Regions from separate parts of the Homo sapiens genome. Here region 1 is linked to region 2. Evidence: chromatin loops called from intact Hi-C (ENCODE). Cell type or tissue: heart left ventricle. All regions are shown on one strand. Each heading gives the region's core, and the rest is flanking DNA. Links, peaks and the distances in the headings are about the cores only.

Evidence for each region. Peaks named below come from ENCODE experiments on the same cell type or tissue, not always from the same donor. Only the 100,000 strongest peaks of a DNase experiment are listed, where the experiment ranks them.
Region 1: a loop joins it to region 2, with 15 times the contacts of the local background. A loop is called at or near these places in 10 of 110 quality-filtered maps.

What each region holds. Positions count from the first base shown.
Region 1 is chr12:57,271,383-57,281,371 of GRCh38, forward strand. R3HDM2 (R3H domain containing 2) reads right to left here. Exons shown (of 24, transcript NM_001394031.1): 14 at 8,976-9,148. Among named protein-coding and RNA genes, the nearest start is that of STAC3, 25 kb to the left of the region's middle. RefSeq lists an enhancer at 8,398-9,597. In heart left ventricle, for the core only: a CTCF peak has its summit at 5,766 (motif pointing left); no DNase peak of the experiment used is centred there; H3K27ac peaks cover 1,168 bases.
Region 2 is chr12:57,208,763-57,218,751 of GRCh38, forward strand. LRP1 (LDL receptor related protein 1) reads left to right here. Exons shown (of 89, transcript NM_002332.3): 78 at 1-55; 79 at 321-437; 80 at 930-1,106; 81 at 1,267-1,407; 82 at 1,545-1,718; 83 at 1,956-2,117; 84 at 2,414-2,588; 85 at 2,725-2,826; 86 at 2,988-3,052; 87 at 3,165-3,255; 88 at 3,355-3,499; 89 at 3,653-4,599. The coding sequence ends at 3,793. NXPH4 (neurexophilin 4) reads left to right here and starts at 8,032. Exons shown (of 2, transcript NM_007224.4): 1 at 8,032-8,264. The coding sequence starts at 8,208. RefSeq lists silencers at 4,627-4,676, 7,595-8,054 and enhancers at 5,910-6,432, 7,430-7,929, 8,077-8,685, 8,686-9,292. In heart left ventricle, for the core only: CTCF peaks have their summits at 4,701 (motif pointing right) and 5,716 (motif pointing right); DNase peaks (open chromatin) are centred at 3,804, 4,699, 5,727, 7,962 and 1 weaker place; H3K4me3 peaks cover 1,919 bases; H3K27ac peaks cover 580 bases; H3K27me3 peaks cover 2,750 bases.

The DNA.
Region 1 (9,989 bases), core at 1,141-9,140, 63 kb after region 2:
GTGATAGGTTAGAGTTTGTTAGCTTCCTTTTCCCTTCTGCTCCCTGGACAGTAATACACACACACACACACACACACACGCACACACAACTAGCAGAAACCAAAAGACAATGCTTTTCTGTAGTTTCATTCCATTTTCAAGGATCTGATCTTCAAGTTAGCTGTTTTGCTACTTATTGGGCAGGAATAGATGACAAGTGAACTGGACTGCAGATTATTTTGAACTCGATATTCCAGGACAATCAACATGGAAATAAGAGGTAGGAGGAGGGAGAGGATTCTAGAGAAAAAGTAGATGTTAAGACAGAGCAAAACAATTCAGGGCTCCTACAACTATGATGGAAGTTATCAACTATGAGGCAAATCAGATCTTCAAAGGATTTGTAGAGTACAAACGATTTAAACAGCATGTGCTACGCAATGGATGAGGATTTTTAAAATATAAACTGACATGGTAAAACAGGGGAACAGTTTAAGTTTTTGCCAGTGATACCAGAGAAGTCTGCAACTGCATTTTTTTTTTTTTTTGAGACGGAGTCTTGCTCTGTTGTCCAGGCTGGAGTGCAGTGGTGGTGCGATCTCGGCTCACTGCAACCTCAGCCTCTCAGGTTCAAGCGATTCTCCTGCCTCAGCCTCTCAAGTAGCTAGGACTACAGGTGTGTGCCACCACGCCCGGCCTGTGTTTTTATTTTTAAAGGAAATTATAGAGAACCATTCTGTATAGAAGAAACTAGGTTCCTCAGACATGCCTAGGGAGCAAATTAGATTTAGGATGTACATCGTAGAGATGAGGAGCCTAGGTTATACCAACATCCAATTTCATTCTCTGTCCTGAAACTTGGGGGAACACAGTGTTCCTCTGTCTTACATTTAAGCATCTTTTGATGTGCTGTGATGAGGCCATTAGCATGGAGTATAGTTCAGCCTGTGCTGGTCCCTCAAGAAGAAATAGCTTTCAATATGCCCTCCAAAAGCACAACATGCTTACAAGGCCATCACAGACTGACCCAGACATACCTACAGATACAGGCCACACATGAACAAGACAAAAAGGGGGAATGGAGTTTATACCATGTTGTACTGCTGGGGCGGAGAGACTGGCAGAAGGACTTGGGGACAGGAGCTTGGAGAGAACTGAACAGGCTGCGGAGAGGGCTGCAGAGCCGGGACTGGCTGTGGGCCAGCAGAGAGGCATGTGGAAAAGGGAAGAGAAAAGAGAGGTGGGAAGCGGGGGGTGGGGTGGGGGGGGGGTGCGGGCAGAGATGGGGAGGGAAAGGGAAGGAACAATAAGGTTAATAATCATAGAAGAAATTTCACATGAGTAGCACGACTGCTGAGCAGGTAGGTGACCAAGCCCGGGACAGCTTGAAGATTTAACATCTCTTTGACAAACAGGCAATCTCTCTTATCAGGGGAGACCTGCTGCACTCCCTTCCCCATTAGCCATTCAGAACTCTGCAGCTGTTGTGAGCAATCTGAGGACTCTCAGGGTCAGGGTCTGCTGTCTGATTCCAAATACAGCTTTTCCCAAAGCAGTTTTTCTGAACACACAATTCCTGGGGAGCATGATCATAACCCTCCTTGACTGCCCACTTGAGAAGAGATTCCTGTCTGCACTGCTGCACTGCTTCTGCAGGAAGGGTCATCCAAGGTCTGGCTCAGCTGCTCCTGATTTCACACCACAGCTCTCCTAGAGGAAATACTCATTCACAAGGATCATCTCCCTCCCAAGGGCAGAGAAGGAAAAAACACCCAAGATCATGCCTGCTTCTGGCTACTTCCTTCCACTCCATGATTGCTCCTCCAGGCTGTGACAGCAATATGAAAAATCCACCTCCACCCCCCAAGCAAACAGGAAGGATTTAGGAATAAAATATAAATAGCTTAGCTTTAGTTTTTGTCCCTTCAGTCCCCCTTCACTAGCCTCAAGCAGGAGGATTTGTTTACTAGGAACATAGAGTGTTCTAAATCAACTAGTGGGTAGTTATTATTTTTTCCTTCCCTTCTTCCCCTCCAGGCATTTTGATCACCTCATCAGTTCTCCAGTCATAGTCCCTGGTGGTAGGAGAGATGAGAGAAGGAGAGAGGCAAGGAAGGGGGGAAAATAACATTGGTATATATTATCTTATTACATACATTGTCTCATTACAGCCTCACACAAGAATCCTATAGGGAGATATAACTTGTATTTGCAAATAAAAAAGGCTCAGATAAATTAAATCACTCATCTAGGCTTACACAGTTAATATGGCAGAGCTGAGGTTGAAATCCAGTTCTGCCTGGCATAGGTTCTCTCCACCCCACTCTAGTAGTGGAGAGGAGGTGAAGGAAGAAGTCAAGGAGAATTATCCAAGCACCTGCCACAGGCTCCTCCCTCCACATTTAGAGCATTAAGATGTGTGGGGCCATGGTATCAATATCCTCTCCTGCCACACATCTCCAGAGTTTCTTTCACAGAAGGGACTAACAGTTCAGGAGGCAGAGTACAGGAATTAGAAGACTCTCCAAAGAGGAGAATACTCTGGAGGTCTCAATAATTAGGTAAAATTATTGAGAATCCACTGTGTGACCTGGAAGAGTTGCTGCTGTAGCCTTGAAAATAAACTCTTAGCTCTACTGGCACACCTATTTTCTGTCAGACAATGGCATTCCAAATATAACTGATGGACAAGATGTTCAGTATTAGCTGCTTATACTGGTGGCTTTCATACACATTTTCTATTATCCCAATTCTCTTCATTCTTTTGGAGGAGAGTCTATCTTGGTTCAGGCATATATATTCTGGGGAAAAAAGGACAGTAAAGTGGTTAAAAAAAAATGGCTGCCTGCAGTGGCTCACACCTGTAATCCCAACACTTTGGGAGGCTGAGGTGGGCAGACCACCTGAGTCGAGACCAGCCTGCCCAACACGGTGAAACCCCATTTCTACTAAAAATACAAAAATTAGCTGCGCATGGTGGCACATGCCTGTAGTCCCAGCTACTCAGGAGGCTGAGGCAGGAGAATCGCTTGAACCTGGGAGGCAGAGGTTGCAGTGAGCCGAGATCGCACCACCACTGCACTCCAGCCTGGGCAACAGAGCAAGACTCCGTCTCAAACAAAACAAAACAAAACAAAACAAAACTGTGCCTGTTTTCCCCACACTTGTAAGTTCTGACTAAAGAGTAAAGTGAGAAGAAGTGATGCTCCTCTTAGGCCTCCCCTAACTGGGGAAGGGCAGTGATACGGGCAGGGATAGCAGTGCTATTTTTTTAGTTACTCCACAGCTATCCTCAGCCATAGTTCTCTTCTTGAAGGGTGTAAAACTACAAAGCCAGGGAAGCTCTGAAAAACCATGAGGAAATTTATTTAAACAAAACTTAGGAATATACCTAACCAAGGAGTTGAAAGACCTCTACATGGAAAACTACAAAACACTGCTGAAAGAAATCATAGATGATACAAACAGATGGAAACACATCTCATGCTCATGGATGGGTAGAATCAATATTGTAAAAATGACCATACTGCCAAAAGCAATCTACAAATTCAATGCAATCCCCATCAAAATACCACCATCATTCTTCGCAGAATTACAAAAAAAAAATTCTAAAATTCATATGGAACAAAAAAAGAGCCCCCATAGCCAAAGCAAGACTAAGCAAAAAGAACAAATCTGGAGGCAACATACTACCTGATTTCAAAGTATACTATAAGGTTATAGTGACCAACACAGCATGGTACTGGTATAAAAATAGGCACATAGACCAATGGAACAGAATACAGAACCCAGAAATAAACCCAAATACTTACAGCCAACTGATCTTTGACAAAGCAAACAAAAACATAAAGTGGGGAAAGGACACCCTTTTCAACAAATGGTGCTGGGATAATTGGCTAGCCACATGTAGGAGAATGAAACTGGATCTTCATCTCTCACCTTATACAAAAATCAACTCAAGATGGATTAAGGACTTAAATCTAAGACCTGAAATTAAAAATTCTAGAAGATAATATATTGGAAAAACCCTTCTAGATGTTGGCTTAGGCAACGATTTCATGACCAAGAACCCAAAACCAAATGCAATAAAAACAAAGATAAATAGTTGGGACTTAATTAAACTAAAAAACGTTTGCATGGAAAAAAAAAAAAAAAAACAGCAGAGGAAACAGACAAACCACAAAGTGGGAGAAAATCTTCACAATCTGTACATCTGACAAAAGACTAATATCCAGAATCTACGACGAACTCAAATAAATCAGTAAGAAAAAAACAATCCCATCAAAAAGTGGGCTAAGGACATGAATAGACAATTCTCAAAAGAAGATATACAAATGGCCAACAAATATATGAAAAAATGCTCAACATCACTAATGATCAGGGAAATCCATATCAAAACCACAATGTGATACCACCTTACTCCTGCAAGAATGGTCATAATCAAAAAATCAAAAAACAGCAGATGTTGGCATGGATGCAGTGTCAGGGAACACTTCTACACTGCTGGTGGGAATGTAAAGTAGTACAGCCACTATGGAAAACAATGTGGAGATTCCTTAAAGAACTAAAAGTAGGGCCGGGCGCAGTGGCTCATGCCTGTAATCCCAGCACTTTGGGAGGCCAAGGCGGGCGGATCATGAGGTCAGAAGATCGAGACCATCCTGGCTAACATGGTGAAACCCCGTCTCTACTAAAAATACAAAAAATTAGCTGGGCGTGGTGGCGGTTGCCTGTAGTCCTAGCTACTCGGGAGGCTGAGGCACGAGAATGGCATGAACCCGGAGCTTGCAGTGAGTCAAGATCGTGCCACTGCACTCCAGCCTGGGCGACAGAGTGAGACTCCATCTAAAAAAAAAAAAAAAAAAAGAACTAAAAGTAGAACTACCATTTGATTCAGGAATCCCACAACTGGGTATCTACCCAGAGGAAAAAAAGTCATTATACAAAAAAGATACTTGCATGTGCATGTTTATAGCAGCACGATTCACAATTGCAAAATCATGGAACCAACCCAAATGCCCATCAATCAATGAGTGGGTAAAGAAACTGTGGTATATACACACAATGGAATACTATGCAGCCATAAAAAGGAATGAATTAACAGCATTTGCAGTGACCTGGATGAGATTGGAGACTATTATTCTAAGTGAAGTAACTCAGGAATGGAAAACCAAACATCGCATGTTCTCACTGATATGTGGGAGCTAAGCTATGAGGACGCAAAGGCATAAGAATGATAAAATGGGCCGGGCACAGCGGCTCACGCCTGTAATCCCAGCACTTTGGGAGGCCAAGGTGGGCGGATCATGAGGTCAGGAGTTTGAGACCAGCCTGACCTACATGGTGAAACCCCCATTTCTACTAAAAATACAAAAATTAGCTGGGCGTGGTGGTGCGTGCCTGTAATCCCAGCTACTCAGGAGGCTGAGGCAGGAGAACCGCTTGAACCCAGGAGGTGGAAGTTGCAGTGAGCCGAGAGTGCATCACTGCACTCCAACCTGGGTGACAGAGCGAGACTCCATCTCAAAAGAAAAAAAAAAAGAATGATAAAATGGACTTTGGAGACTTGAGGGGAAGAGTGGGAAGGGGGCAAGGGATAAAAGACTACAAATATGGTGCAGTGTATACTGCTCGGGAGATGGGTGCACCACAATCTCACAAATCACCTCTAAAGAGCTCACTCATGTAACCAAGTACTGCCTGTACTCCAATAACTTATGGAAAAATAAATAATGAACAAAAAAAAAAAAAAAAAAGACTGCCCTGAGGGATGTGGCTGCCACCTACTGGCAAATTCTGGGCTTGTTCACTGGCTCTTGATGACAAAAGGGGGCCCCGAGAACTCCTTTTCAAGAAGTCTACTTCATTTTAAGTAAATTGGGCAAAAGGGAGATCCTGGCCCTTTAATCCTCAGCCTCACCCCTGGTTTCACGAGCTTCACCGACACACAATTTGAAGGCCTGCTTGGACAGAGGAGCCCTGCCAGGAAGGGAAAGATCATAGTTTAGTCAGTACTGTTCCCAGACCTGGGGCAAGTGCCTTGTGTGACAGAGTTAAAGGTAACAACCCTTCCTCAAAGATTTTTTTTTTTTTTTTAGACAGAGTCTTGCTGTGTTGCCCAGGCTGGAGTGCAGTGGTGCAATCTCAGCTCACTGCAACCTCCACCTCCCAGGTTCAAGCAATTCTCATGCTTAGGAGGCTGATGACTCCCAAGAAGCTGGGATTACAGATGTGCACCACCACACCCAGCTAATTTCTGTATTTTTAGTAGAGACGTTGTTTCACCAGGTTGGCCAGGCTGGTCTCAAACTTCTGGCTTCAAGTAATCTGCCCTCCTCGGCCTCCCAAAGTGCTGGGATTACAGGCGTGAGCTACCGCACCCAGTCTCAAAGTTTTTCTTCTACAGGAAAAGCTTTAGAGTAAGCACAGTGGTGTTTGTGTGTGCACATGATCACTTCTTTAATCCTAGCACTGTTATGTACCATTAGAAACTGAACAATAATTATTCTCAGGCTCAGCAACTTTGGTCTAGGGAGCCCCCAGTGCTGAAGGCCAATCAGGGAAAAAGAAAGCAAAAGAAAGAAAGAAAATGGCAGTAGGAAGAGGAATAAAAAAATAAAGAGGAAGGGTGAAAAAGTGGAGAGGGAGAAAAAAGGAGATACATACAGTGAGATGGTGGGATAATTTTTAGCAGCTTCCATAAATGCTTCCAGGGCATCAAAACCTGGATAAATTCTTTCATTTGGAGTTAGTGATCACAATTAATCTCAAGAATGAATTTCTAAGAGAACAGGAATTGCTGCACCAAGTAGTGTTCCTTTACCCCCGAGCTATAGCACCTAACCTGGCACCACACTCCCCATAGGAGATAAGCCAATGCCAACGATCGACCAATTGACCCTCACAATCCAGTAGCAGGGACAGAACCTGAGTAGAAGATTGGGGTTTAGGGCCAGTCACTTGGACATTCTGTATAAATTTCAGTCCCAAATGGTTCTTTTATCTCTTTATTCCTCTCCCACTCTTGCCGTCTCGTCTGTTTCTAGGTATGAGATTATAGGTGGAAGATGCAGGCAGATGGGAGACTAAGAGGGAGAAAAGGGAGCAAGACTATTAAAATACACATTTTAGGGAAAAAAAAACCTAGAAAATATTAGGACCTTGGAAAAGCAAGTCATACACATAAAAAACACGGTAGCAGATGACAGAAGGAGAAGCATAGTTTACCCACTTACAGGTTTGAATTAAGACACAGACAGAGAAAAGTACACATACAAGGACACTATGCTTCAGTAGGGAGCAAGGTAAACTGAAGTGAACGAGACTTACTGGGGTAGATGGTGGTAGAACAAGAAAGTTAGGACTATAGAAAGAACTGACTTAGACTAAGATAGAGGACTGCAATGACTTGCATGCAAATTACATTTAGACACAAAGTAGGATTTCCTAGATCTTCACTGTTCTTTGTTTCAGCTTCATTTCACAATATTTGAGATAGGGCAATACTGGGCCATTCTGGGGTCTTTGCACTCTAGTTTCTAGTTCATGGGGTATTAGTGTTTGGGACTTGCTTCTTACACCTAGGGAAGAAATATATCTAAGGCCAAGCTGGACTAATAAGCAGAGGGATGAGGGAGCCTGGGAGGTAACATGAGAATGTAAACTACAGCAGAAAAGACTGCAGACACATGGGCTTTCCAGCTACCAGAGAATACTTCAGGATAAAGTATGGGGCTCTCCTCAAAAAGAGCTCTATTCGTGTGAGAAGGGAGTAAGTGAAGATCTCAGCACAGCTCTGCTCGGAGTATTAAGGTGACTTTTTTTTTTTTTTTTTTTTTTGAGACAGGGTCTTACTCTGTCGCCCAGGCTAGAGAGCAGTGGCGCGATCTCGGCTCGCCGCAACCTCCGCCTCATGGGTTCAAGCGATTCTCCTGCCTCAGCCTCCCTAGTAGCTGGGATTACAGGCACCCGCCACCATACGTGGCTAATTTTTGTATTTTTAGTAGGGACCGGGTTTCACCATGTTGGGCAGGCTGGTCTTGAACTCCTGACCTCAGGTGATTCACCCGCCTCAGCCTCCCAAAGTGCTGGGATTACAGGCTTGAGCAACCATGCCTGGCCTTAAGGTGACTTTTAAACATAGTCACCTTAATGACAATGGCCAGGCATGGTGGCTCATGCCTGTAATCTCAGCACTTTAGGAGGCCAAGGAGGGAGGATCACTTGAGCCCACAAGTTTGAGACCAGCCTAGGCAACATAAGCAAGACCCTATCTCAAAATAATAATAATAACAATACATTTTTTAAAAATTAAAAGAAAGAAATAAAACAGAATACTGAAGTTCTGGTTTAGAACAGGACTGATTCTTAGGCTAATGACCTTCCTGGTCTCCACAGATGCAAAACTTCACTTAAACTCTAGTTGGTACCAACATTTACCAGTCCAGCAACAGAAGGAGAAGGATACAGCCCTTTTGAGTCATGGAAAACAAAGACACATTTGGAGTCTTTGTGTTTCGTGGCATATGTATGGAAGGGGTCTTGAGTGTTATTTCTTTTTTCCGCAAACCCCAACACATAAATAGGTGTTTATGGGTCCACATAGTTGGTCAGATGATGGTGGAAGTTATAATCTTTTCAAGTTCCAATATATAGATGTAATGGAAAAAAATGCCTTGTTAATTACACATGGACATAGAGGGAGATGGGGTACAGTAGAAATGTGGTATGAAATAAAAGATTCTACTGACAATGTTCAGGAAGCAGAGGAAGAAATATAAAGCAAAAAACCCCCAAGCTGACTCAGTAGTTATTTGGCAAAACCTTTGCTCAAGGTTCTTCTTTCCCTACAACTAACAAATGAGAAATGGGGGAGAGAGTGGCATGTCTCCAAAAACTGATCCTTCCTGCCACCCACAGCACAAGAGACATGACGGTACATCTAAAGTTTGCTTGAATCAGAGTGGAGAGGACTCTGACACTGAGTGGTGACTCACCTGTGAGATCATGTGATTATTCAAGGGTGGCTGTTGCTGAGGCGTGGGTGGGAGAGCAGGAAGTTGCTGCTGCTGCTGCTGCTGTTGCTGCTGGGCAGTACAAGGGAGAAGCCCCCGGACAGACTGGGATGAGGTGACCTGGTTGCACACTTCTGGGGCACCTAGTGCCATACCTAAGGCAAAGAAGAAACCCACAAAAAGTTGTAAGCATAAGCCACGAACACATTATCCCTGGAAGCTTAGTCAGAGGGCTCTACTTTTTCTTTGCCTTTCCTCTTTATTCCCTTTTGTCCCCTCCCCCACTGTCTTTTGAAGATTCACAGATGAGCACAGATGCATTTCAGCTGCCTTGCTGATGCCAGTCCTCCTCTTTGCAGGCTTCTGCTCCCTAGGGACAGGAACCACCTTGACTGTCAAGTTTGGTTATGAAATTGAACAAAATGTGAGGCTGCTGAAGCACCTCCCCTGAAGTGTCTGGAATCTGTCCATCAAACTTAGATAGCTGAAAATATAAATGCTTACTTCCTGGGAAGGCACAGATTTTTGGTCTCTTAAGAGATCCGTCCTTTTGCTAGAGAGAGAGAGATCTGTCTTCTCTTTGCTTTCTTCTCAATTTGCAACATCTCTTATAAAAGTTGCTGAGGGCCGGGCGCAGTGGCTCATGCCTGTAATCCCAGCACTTTGCGAGGCTGAGGCGGGTGGATCACCTGAGGTCAGGAGTTTGAGACCAGCCTGGCCAACCAACATAGTGAAACTCCGTCTCTACTGAAAATATAAAAATTATCCGAGCTTGAGGGTGGGCGCCTGTAATCCCAGCTACCTGGGAGGCTGAGACAGGAGAATCGCTTGAACCCAGGAGGCAGAGGTTGCAGTGAGCTGAGATCGCGCCATGACACTCCAGCCTGGGCGACAAGAGCGAGACTCGGTCTCAAAAAAAAAAAAAAAAAAAATGTTGCTGAGAAAACTTCAAGCATACACATAACCTTTATCCAACTCATTTCCCCATTTCTAGGC
Region 2 (9,989 bases), core at 953-8,952:
ATGGATGGGACGCTTCGGGAGACACTGGTGCAGGACAACATTCAGTGGCCCACAGGTTTGTGGGGCAGGGTGCAGGAGGGACGGGCATGGAGGGGGCCCGGCTCGCAGAGCCCAGCTGCTGCTGAAGTCACACAAAAGCAAGGGATGGGATGGGGCTTGGACTGGGGCAGGGCAGATTGGCCGTGGAGGCTTTTCCCGAAAGAGGTGACTGTGAGTGGCGTATGAACAGGGTGGAGCTGTCCCGGGCATGGAGGCAGTTCTTTCCACCCCGAGCCTGGGTTGGGGAGGCCAAGCTCTCACAGTGCTCTCTCTCTCCCCAGGCCTGGCCGTGGATTATCACAATGAGCGGCTGTACTGGGCAGACGCCAAGCTTTCAGTCATCGGCAGCATCCGGCTCAATGGCACGGACCCCATTGTGGCTGCTGACAGCAAACGAGGTCAGAGCCCGGCATAAGTCGCAGTCCCCAGCCCTGTCCCCAGCCTTGCCATCCTCCCTACTGAGCCAAAGGCCTCACTTCAATGCCTCCCATCCTTTGTCACTGACCCCCAGCAATGCTGCAGCGCCTTCCAGGCCTCTCCAGCTGGCCTCCCCCTGAACCAGCCCTGCAGGCCTGAGACCCACCCTGACCCTCTGGCCTACTTGTCCATTCATTGGTTGGGTTGCACGGAGGCAGCATAGGTACATTAGGAACGTAGCAAATTGGGGGAGAAGGAATAGAAGTCAGTCATGACTGACCCCAGAAGTCTGGGGGTGATGGGACCTTTTGCCAGTAGTGGCCACAGGAGGAGGAACCGGTGTGGGGAGAGAGAATTTGGTCTGGATGTGTTGAGTTTGAGGTGTCTGGGAACCACAGGTGCCAGTGTCGTGGACAGCATGGCCAGGGCCTGAGTGCCCCTCAGGTCCCCTCTGACTCCACCTCCTCCCCCAGGCCTAAGTCACCCCTTCAGCATCGACGTCTTTGAGGATTACATCTATGGTGTCACCTACATCAATAATCGTGTCTTCAAGATCCATAAGTTTGGCCACAGCCCCTTGGTCAACCTGACAGGGGGCCTGAGCCACGCCTCTGACGTGGTCCTTTACCATCAGCACAAGCAGCCCGAAGGTGGGGGCAGAGGGGAGCCTGGGCTGGGGAAGGGAGGCCTGTGGGCATTGAGTCTCCAAGCTGTGGCCCTGGGACCTGGTGGAGAGGGGGTCACCCTGGGCTCACAGGGCTCAGAGAAGGGTCCTGCTCAGCATCCTCCCCACCCCACCCATACCTGCAGTGACCAACCCATGTGACCGCAAGAAATGCGAGTGGCTCTGCCTGCTGAGCCCCAGTGGGCCTGTCTGCACCTGTCCCAATGGGAAGCGGCTGGACAACGGCACATGCGTGCCTGTGCCCTCTCCAACGCCCCCCCCAGATGGTATGCTTATGCCCTCCCAGTCCCAGCCATGCCTCAGGACCATCTCCTTCCTGTGGCTCCTGACTTCCCCTGACCTTGTTGCCTGTCCCTCTCCTCCTATTCCCCTGGCTCTGCCCCTTGACGGGCCCTTCCTGCAGCTCCCCGGCCTGGAACCTGTAACCTGCAGTGCTTCAACGGTGGCAGCTGTTTCCTCAATGCACGGAGGCAGCCCAAGTGCCGCTGCCAACCCCGCTACACGGGTGACAAGTGTGAACTGGACCAGTGCTGGGAGCACTGTCGCAATGGGGGCACCTGTGCTGCCTCCCCCTCTGGTATGCCCCCTCATCCCGCCACGCCTGCTCCTTGCCCCTGGGCCCCAGCCCCGCCACCCACCACCCCACCTCAGGCAAATGCCCAGCCCCTGCCTCGCCTCCAGCCTCCTTTCCACAACCCAGCATCCAGTCACTCCAGTCTCTGCTTCTCGCCCAGGTCCCCCCAGCCCATTCCTCTGCTATAGGGCCAGGTGGTCTCGAGGGCCACAGTCGCGCTCACACATCCTCTCCCACCAGGCATGCCCACGTGCCGGTGCCCCACGGGCTTCACGGGCCCCAAATGCACCCAGCAGGTGTGTGCGGGCTACTGTGCCAACAACAGCACCTGCACTGTCAACCAGGGCAACCAGCCCCAGTGCCGATGCCTACCCGGCTTCCTGGGCGACCGCTGCCAGTACCGTGAGTGAGCCATCCCTGGGCCCCAGGGCATGCGGGAGGGTGACGGGGGACCCCAGAGCATGGGGTGATGTTCAACCTGTGCCTGGGACCCACAGGGGCAAGTTCAGGAAAGAAGGCCTTATGCAGCTGAGCCAGGCCCAAGCTGCTGGCGCTTCCCCACAAAGGTGCTGGCACACTTCCCCTGAGGCAGTGCACCCCCTGCACCAAGATTATGCAAACAGAAAAGCTCTGTTCAACCTATGGAGAGCCCTCATGAGGGTGGGGCTTGAGGCACTTCTCTCCCTCCCCAACCACAGGGCAGTGCTCTGGCTACTGTGAGAACTTTGGCACATGCCAGATGGCTGCTGATGGCTCCCGACAATGCCGCTGCACTGCCTACTTTGAGGGATCGAGGTGTGAGGTGAACAAGTGCAGCCGCTGTCTCGAAGGGGCCTGTGTGGTCAACAAGCAGAGTGGGGATGTCACCTGCAAGTGAGTGGGGCCCTCCTCCACAGTTCCACCCAGCTGGGCCCCTGCCCTGTCCTAGCCCTGCCCTGCCCCTCCCTTCCTCAGCATCCCAGGCACGCCTCTGCCAGCCCCAGCCCCAGCCTCTGATTCCTTCCTGCAGCTGCACGGATGGCCGGGTGGCCCCCAGCTGTCTGACCTGCGTCGGCCACTGCAGCAATGGCGGCTCCTGTACCATGAACAGCAAAATGATGCCTGAGTGCCAGTGAGTTGGGCCCGGGCTTCACCCAGGCATAGATCATCGCTCCCTTCCCCAGATTTGAGCAGGAGGACCGTCAGGCCTCAGTGCCCACCCCCCGCCCTGTTTTCCTGGCAGCAGTGGCTATGGAGGTTATACCTACTCAGCCGTGTCCCTCCTTTCTGCAGGTGCCCACCCCACATGACAGGGCCCCGGTGTGAGGAGCACGTCTTCAGCCAGCAGCAGCCAGGACGTAGGTGGCAGGGGTTGGGGCAGGCAGGGCCACCGGGACCTAGAGCAGGGGGACCGTGTGCCTCCTGCTTCCCTGAGCCTTGGTGACTCAGTGTCCCACCTCTTCCCTCCAGATATAGCCTCCATCCTAATCCCTCTGCTGTTGCTGCTGCTGCTGGTTCTGGTGGCCGGAGTGGTATTCTGGTATAAGCGGCGAGTCCAAGGGTGAGTCACAGGGATTCTGGAACATTCTGGTCATTATTTTGCCATCCTAGCCTTCCCCCCCAATAATCTCTGTCTCCTTATACTCCTGCCTTTCCCCAGGGCTAAGGGCTTCCAGCACCAACGGATGACCAACGGGGCCATGAACGTGGAGATTGGAAACCCCACCTACAAGATGTACGAAGGCGGAGAGCCTGATGATGTGGGAGGCCTACTGGACGCTGACTTTGCCCTGGACCCTGACAAGGTGGGCTGGGAGGCGGGCAGGGTCGAGTGCCAAGAGGCCGTGGGTGGCCTAACCAAAGGTGTTGGGTTAGGTGAGGGACGGAGGTGGGGGTGGGGTAACCTGGGCTACAGGCCCAGCTCCTGAGCCCTACCTGAACCCTCTGTCACCCTGCAGCCCACCAACTTCACCAACCCCGTGTATGCCACACTCTACATGGGGGGCCATGGCAGTCGCCACTCCCTGGCCAGCACGGACGAGAAGCGAGAACTCCTGGGCCGGGGCCCTGAGGACGAGATAGGGGACCCCTTGGCATAGGGCCCTGCCCCGTCGGACTGCCCCCAGAAAGCCTCCTGCCCCCTGCCAGTGAAGTCCTTCAGTGAGCCCCTCCCCAGCCAGCCCTTCCCTGGCCCCGCCGGATGTATAAATGTAAAAATGAAGGAATTACATTTTATATGTGAGCGAGCAAGCCGGCAAGCGAGCACAGTATTATTTCTCCATCCCCTCCCTGCCTGCTCCTTGGCACCCCCATGCTGCCTTCAGGGAGACAGGCAGGGAGGGCTTGGGGCTGCACCTCCTACCCTCCCACCAGAACGCACCCCACTGGGAGAGCTGGTGGTGCAGCCTTCCCCTCCCTGTATAAGACACTTTGCCAAGGCTCTCCCCTCTCGCCCCATCCCTGCTTGCCCGCTCCCACAGCTTCCTGAGGGCTAATTCTGGGAAGGGAGAGTTCTTTGCTGCCCCTGTCTGGAAGACGTGGCTCTGGGTGAGGTAGGCGGGAAAGGATGGAGTGTTTTAGTTCTTGGGGGAGGCCACCCCAAACCCCAGCCCCAACTCCAGGGGCACCTATGAGATGGCCATGCTCAACCCCCCTCCCAGACAGGCCCTCCCTGTCTCCAGGGCCCCCACCGAGGTTCCCAGGGCTGGAGACTTCCTCTGGTAAACATTCCTCCAGCCTCCCCTCCCCTGGGGACGCCAAGGAGGTGGGCCACACCCAGGAAGGGAAAGCGGGCAGCCCCGTTTTGGGGACGTGAACGTTTTAATAATTTTTGCTGAATTCCTTTACAACTAAATAACACAGATATTGTTATAAATAAAATTGTAAAAAAAAAAAAAAAAAAAAAGGCCAAAAAAAAAAAAAAGAAAGAAAAAAAGCCGCTGGTGTCTGCCTGTGTGTGAGAGACGCTGGGAGCTGGGGCTGCGCTTTCCTGCTTCGGCCACCAGAGGGAGACCTGCCCCGTGCTGGAGGCAGGCTGGCGCGTGGTTTTTAGTGCCCTTCTCCCAGGGCCCTCCCCCTCTCCATCTTACTGTGCCCGGGAAGCGGGTGGCACTGGACTTGACATGGAAGATCTGCTTCTCCTGGCTGTGTGACCTTCAGCCATGACTTCGAGTCTCCAGATTTTGTGTTCCCTCTGGGTCTAGGACACTAACTCAGATCTGTTTCTCTGCATTCACTTCTACCAGACACCACCCCCCTACCCAAAATGATCACCCACAGTGAGAAGCCCCACTATAAGAAGTGAATACACTGAGGCTGCAAAGGTTTTCTCATCCTTCAGGGTCCTCCCATGCGGTTCTCTCTGCCTGAGTCTGCTCTTGAAGCACTGACGTCTCACTTTGTGGAGACTAATGAATCAAATGCGAAGTAAAATGCTGCATTCCAGAGCCAGGTGTCTCCTGCGGTAAAGGAGAGCTGGGAAGACCAGTTTGCCAGGCCCTCTAGGCCCCCAGCAGCTCCAGCTCACCAATCATTTCAGTCATTCCAGGGGGTAACAGGAAAAAACTGTCAATCAAAAGTGTCCAGGTCCATTTCAACCCCTGCCTAGAGGGGGAAACTTCTTGCAGAAAGTTGCACAGTTTACACTGCCCAGGACTAGAGAGGGTTTGAGTCCCAGTACAGCAAATATGAGCTCAGGAAGGGTGGCTGCAAATGTCTGAAGATCCCTTACCCAACTCCCAACCAGGAAGTGCTGCCTTTCATTCCTCCTCCCTCACTGGTTCAACTCCAGGAGATTCCTCCCAGGCTTCCTTCTGCCTTGGGGAAGCTACAAGTCTAGGCACCTGTGGAAAGAGGAGCCCTCCCCTTCCCTTCTTAGCCTTCAGAAGCTCTCTCCAACCTCATCCTCCAAGCCAACTCTGAGATCCTCCCCTGCCTTCAAAAGGGCCCTGGATGGGCAACTGCGGGGAAACAGAATCCGTGGTTGCCGAGTAGGAGGTCTGTGTCCCAATCTGGCCACCAGGTGGTGTCTGTACGCCTGGAGCACCGCCTATCCTGAAGCCCCACACAGCCCCCGCCTCAGCACTCATTATGCACCTGCGGGGGACCCCAGCCCAGTCTCTCGCTTCCTTCTCTCCGGCTATTTTGCCACACCCCTCCACCCTCTGCCAGCCAGCTCCCCTCCCTGCCCCAGCGCCTGCCTGCTCCCACCACCACCAGCCCCAACCCTGCCCCTCTGCCATCGGTGCATCTGGTGCCCCCCGGGAGCCACTGATCTCTGCCTGTCACCTCAAGATCCTGGGCAGAGCGACAAGGGACCCCCGCTGCAGCTTGGAAGGCATACCCCTCCAGTCAGCATCCCCCACTCCGCCTGTCAGGACCTGCTAGGAGAAGGTCCACCAGGAGGCAGTTTCTCAAACTACCCACCCGGGAGGCAGGTGGGAAGCCCTCACCTTGGCCTGAGAGATGGGAAGAACCAGGGACAGAGGCTGAGAACCAGGGACAGAAGCTGATACCGAATGAGAGGCAGAAACCCAGAGGCGGAGAGACAGGGGGACAGAGGCAAAGACCCAGAGACAGGGCGAGTAGTGTGCATGTGTGTGTTTGCACTTGTGTTTGTGCGAGCGCGCACACATGTGTGTGTGTAACTGGAGAGAGAACAGGTGGCCTGAGACTGTAGCTAAAGGAGGAGAGATGCAGTGGGTTCGGCCCCCAGAAGACCAGGACCCTGGTAATGGGCTTCTGTCCTGGACAGCCTACGCCTAGGTGTGCCCACTGTTCCCACCTACTACTGAAGCAGCCCCCGTGCCTGGAACGTGGGCTCAGGGTTCTGGCTCAAGGCCTTTTGGCCTTGAGCCTGAACATTTCTGCCCCTTCCTGCCTCTCTCCTCTCCACCCCCACCCCGGCACCCAGGTTCCTGCCTCCTGGCTTCTGCCTGTCTCCCTGGGTGTCTCTGAATCTGCCTCGTCCTCTCAGCACCGGTCCTTTTCCTGACTCGTGTGTGTGGCTGTCACGTCCCATATCTATCTGTCCATTTCTTTGTATGTGCCCCCACTTGTCTTCTGGGCTGCCAGTGACAGCATACACCTGTGTATGTCTCAGTGTGTGTGTCCACCTCTGTGGGTGTTTGCTCTCTGCCAAGACAAAGAGAGGGTGAGCGCACTGAGCAACTGTCTGGGTGTGCTCGTCTGGGTGCAGGTGTGCTCACCTCTGTTGCTGTGCTCCTCTGTGTGTTGGGGTGCCGCTAGGTGTGCGCCTGTCTCTGTATTTCGCTCTGTGTGCCCTGTCCCCGTGAAGGCATCTGCGTGCATCCCTGGGGTGGGCTCTCAAGGGATGTGTCTGTCTCTCAGTCTCTTTGCTTGTCCCTATCTCTGTCTAGGTGTTGGTCATACCACAACCTCAGCCACAGCCTCAGTGCATAGCAACAGCTGACAGCTGAAACCACCCGGGCAGGAGAGAGAGAGGCAGTGGGGAGGAGGGAACCGAGGAAGAAACAGAGAAGAGGATGGGGGCAGAGAGCTGGGGCTGGGGACAGAGACAAGGACAGAGATAGGGAATGGGGACAAGGATCTAGAAGAGCTGGTGGTGAAAGATGGGACGGCGGGAGGGGAGGAACAGAGACTGCACCAAGAGGCCAGGCAGGCGGCGCTGAGAGGGATTTCCTGCCCAGCCCCCATGCAGAGGCGCACTGGGCCTCGTGGGGGTCAGTGGTGGGGGCCAGGGGCAAAGGTGAACAGCCGGTCTAGCCGAGGGGTCCTGAGACCGCAGAGGTGCGGTGAGGCGGGGACGGGGCGGAGGGCGCCGTTTGTCAGCCCTATTGACAGACGTGATGGGGTTTCCGTCCGTGATCAATGATTCTCATCTCCGGGCCGAATGAGCCGCGGGGCGCCCATCCATCCCCGTCAGCATCGCGCGGCGGCAGCCGCCCGAGGCCCCGCCCGTCCCCACCTCGGCCCCTGCCCTGCGCCTGCCCCGACACACCTTGGCCCTGAACAGGGCAGAGGCCCGGGGCTTGGAGAGCGTCGTCCGGCTGGGCTCCGCGGCGCCCCCACTCCAGGTGCACGGGCCCGGAGCCCAGAGCCCCACGCCCTGCCCCGTTCCTCCTGGGCGCACAGACGCGGCCTCTCGGGGGACCAGTGCCTGAGCCCCTCGACCCCCTCCGCTTCGCACCTGGGCCAGGGGCGTGTCCGGGGCGTGCCGGTGTGAAAGTCACCTTCGGTGCCCCCAGCTGGGCGGGAGGGGGCGCGCGGGGCGCGGCCGGGATTGGAGCGCCGCGGAGCCCCGCCCCCCGCCCGCGGAGTCAGACCCAACTTTCTCCCCCGCCCGCGCCCCGCCCCCAGCGCCGGCTCCGCGCCTCGCGCCCAGTCCGCGGGCCGCGCCGCCGCTCCCGCCGCTCCCGCCGCTCCCGCCGCTCCCGCAGCCGCCCCGCCGCCCGCCCGGAGCCCCGCGTCCCTAGGCCTGGCTCCCGCCTGCCCGAGACCCGCCCAGCCTGCCCCGCTCAGCCGCCAGAGAAGATGCGGCTGCTCCCGGAATGGTTCCTCTTGCTCTTTGGCCCGTGGCTCCTTAGGAAGGTAAGAGTGGCAGGGCTGGGGCGCTAGCGCGGGCGCGGGGTTCCGGGACGCGAAGGTCCCAGTGTGCGAGGGGCTCCGTGCGCCCGCCCCGCCCCCAGCTCCGAGCGTCCCAACTTTGCGCGGCGCGGGGGAAGCGGACAGACAGACTGCCCGATTCAGGACGGGCACTCTCCTAGCGCAAGTTGGCTGAGGCTTGGAGAGGGTGCCGGGCGGAGGTCCCCCTTGCAGCCGACTTCAGGCGCGGCGGGGGAGGGGACGAAGCCCGACCCGCGAGTGCGCCAGACAGAGCGGGAGTGCGAGACAGACAGACAAGCCAGCAGGGTGTCAGCCTTGCCGTCTTTCCGCGCCAGTCTCGCTCGCCTGCCTCACTGTCTGTCTGTCCTTCCACCCCTCCACCCCCGCCTTCCCATTTCTCTTCTCTGCACTTGTCACCATGCCAGGTGGGCTCTGTGTCGGGAGCATCCATGGCCCGAGCACACACGCACACACGGACTCAGGCAGACACGGCTGAACTTGGCTACAGCCAGCCTCCCATCACATTTCCCACGGAGACACCATCTCCCCTGCACGACCTCACAGACACACCCCCCTCTCGTGCCCCACTGAAGGGGGAGGCTGTCTGGAAGGGGAGTCTCTCCTCCCATGCCCTCCCTGCCTCCAACCCCACTCCAAGGCCTCTTTCCCTGAGGCTCTCGGGCGAAGAGCCAGAGGCTAAGGGAGCTCAGACTTGATCTGCCTCCTTCCTGACTTGGAGGCTTCAACCTGCGAACATGCTGTGCTCATATGTGCTGGGTGGAGGGCGTGGGTCACCGTGTGCACCTGTGTGCATGTGTCCAGGGAAGCCAGGCTTGGTCCAGTACTGGGGCCGAGGGTACATGTGTATACTGGTGTGGTGTGTGGTGTTGGCTTTGCATGAGTGAGTGTCAGTGCCTGCCTCACAGTGCAGCCATCTGCCTATGCCCCTGGTGTGTGCCCGCAATGGGGGCCCAGGCCCCAGTCCCCCATTTTCCTTCTACCAGCCTCCCCTGCCTATGGCTTCCCTGTTTTCTGACCCCCAACTGTGACCTACCTAGTTTGGGGGCAGGCAGGTCATTCCCCAAACCCTCATTCTCTGTACCCTCAGCCCCTGTAGAGTCTAGAAGGGGTGTATTTCTTCCCCCAACACTTGGACCTCTGCCTGCTCAGCCAAATCACATTTGGCAAACCCCAGCAGGGCAGGGGCTGCCCCAGTGAAGCTAGCATTAGAGCTCCCTGGCCCTCCCAGCCCCACCTGGTGACCTTGAGGGGCTGCACGGTAGGCAGAGGAGCCCCTCCATGAAAACTGCTTCCACTAGCAGGAGCTTCTTAGGGACTTGCTGCCCAACTCTGTCCTTAGTGAACTGGAGGAGTGGGGGGGGTCTGTGCCCTACCACCCACCCACCCATGTGTGAAGGCCTGGGGTCAAGAGGTGGTAGGTATGGCATTCTCTTGCCCCTCCTTTCCACTTCCTCCCACCTCATCTCCACTCTCCCAGGCAAATAAACTCCCCTGTGGACAGATCTGGTTTAATTTCCTTTGCCCCCTGAGGGGGAATGAAACATCTGGTGGAGACTTGAGTGAGAGTGAGCGTGAGGATATGAGCAATGGGATCTATCTGAGTGTGTGTGTGTGAGCTGCAGCTGTGGGGCCTCCGTGTTGGAGTCAACAGGGAGAGTGGATCTGCTGGTTAGCCCAGCTTATGTGCAT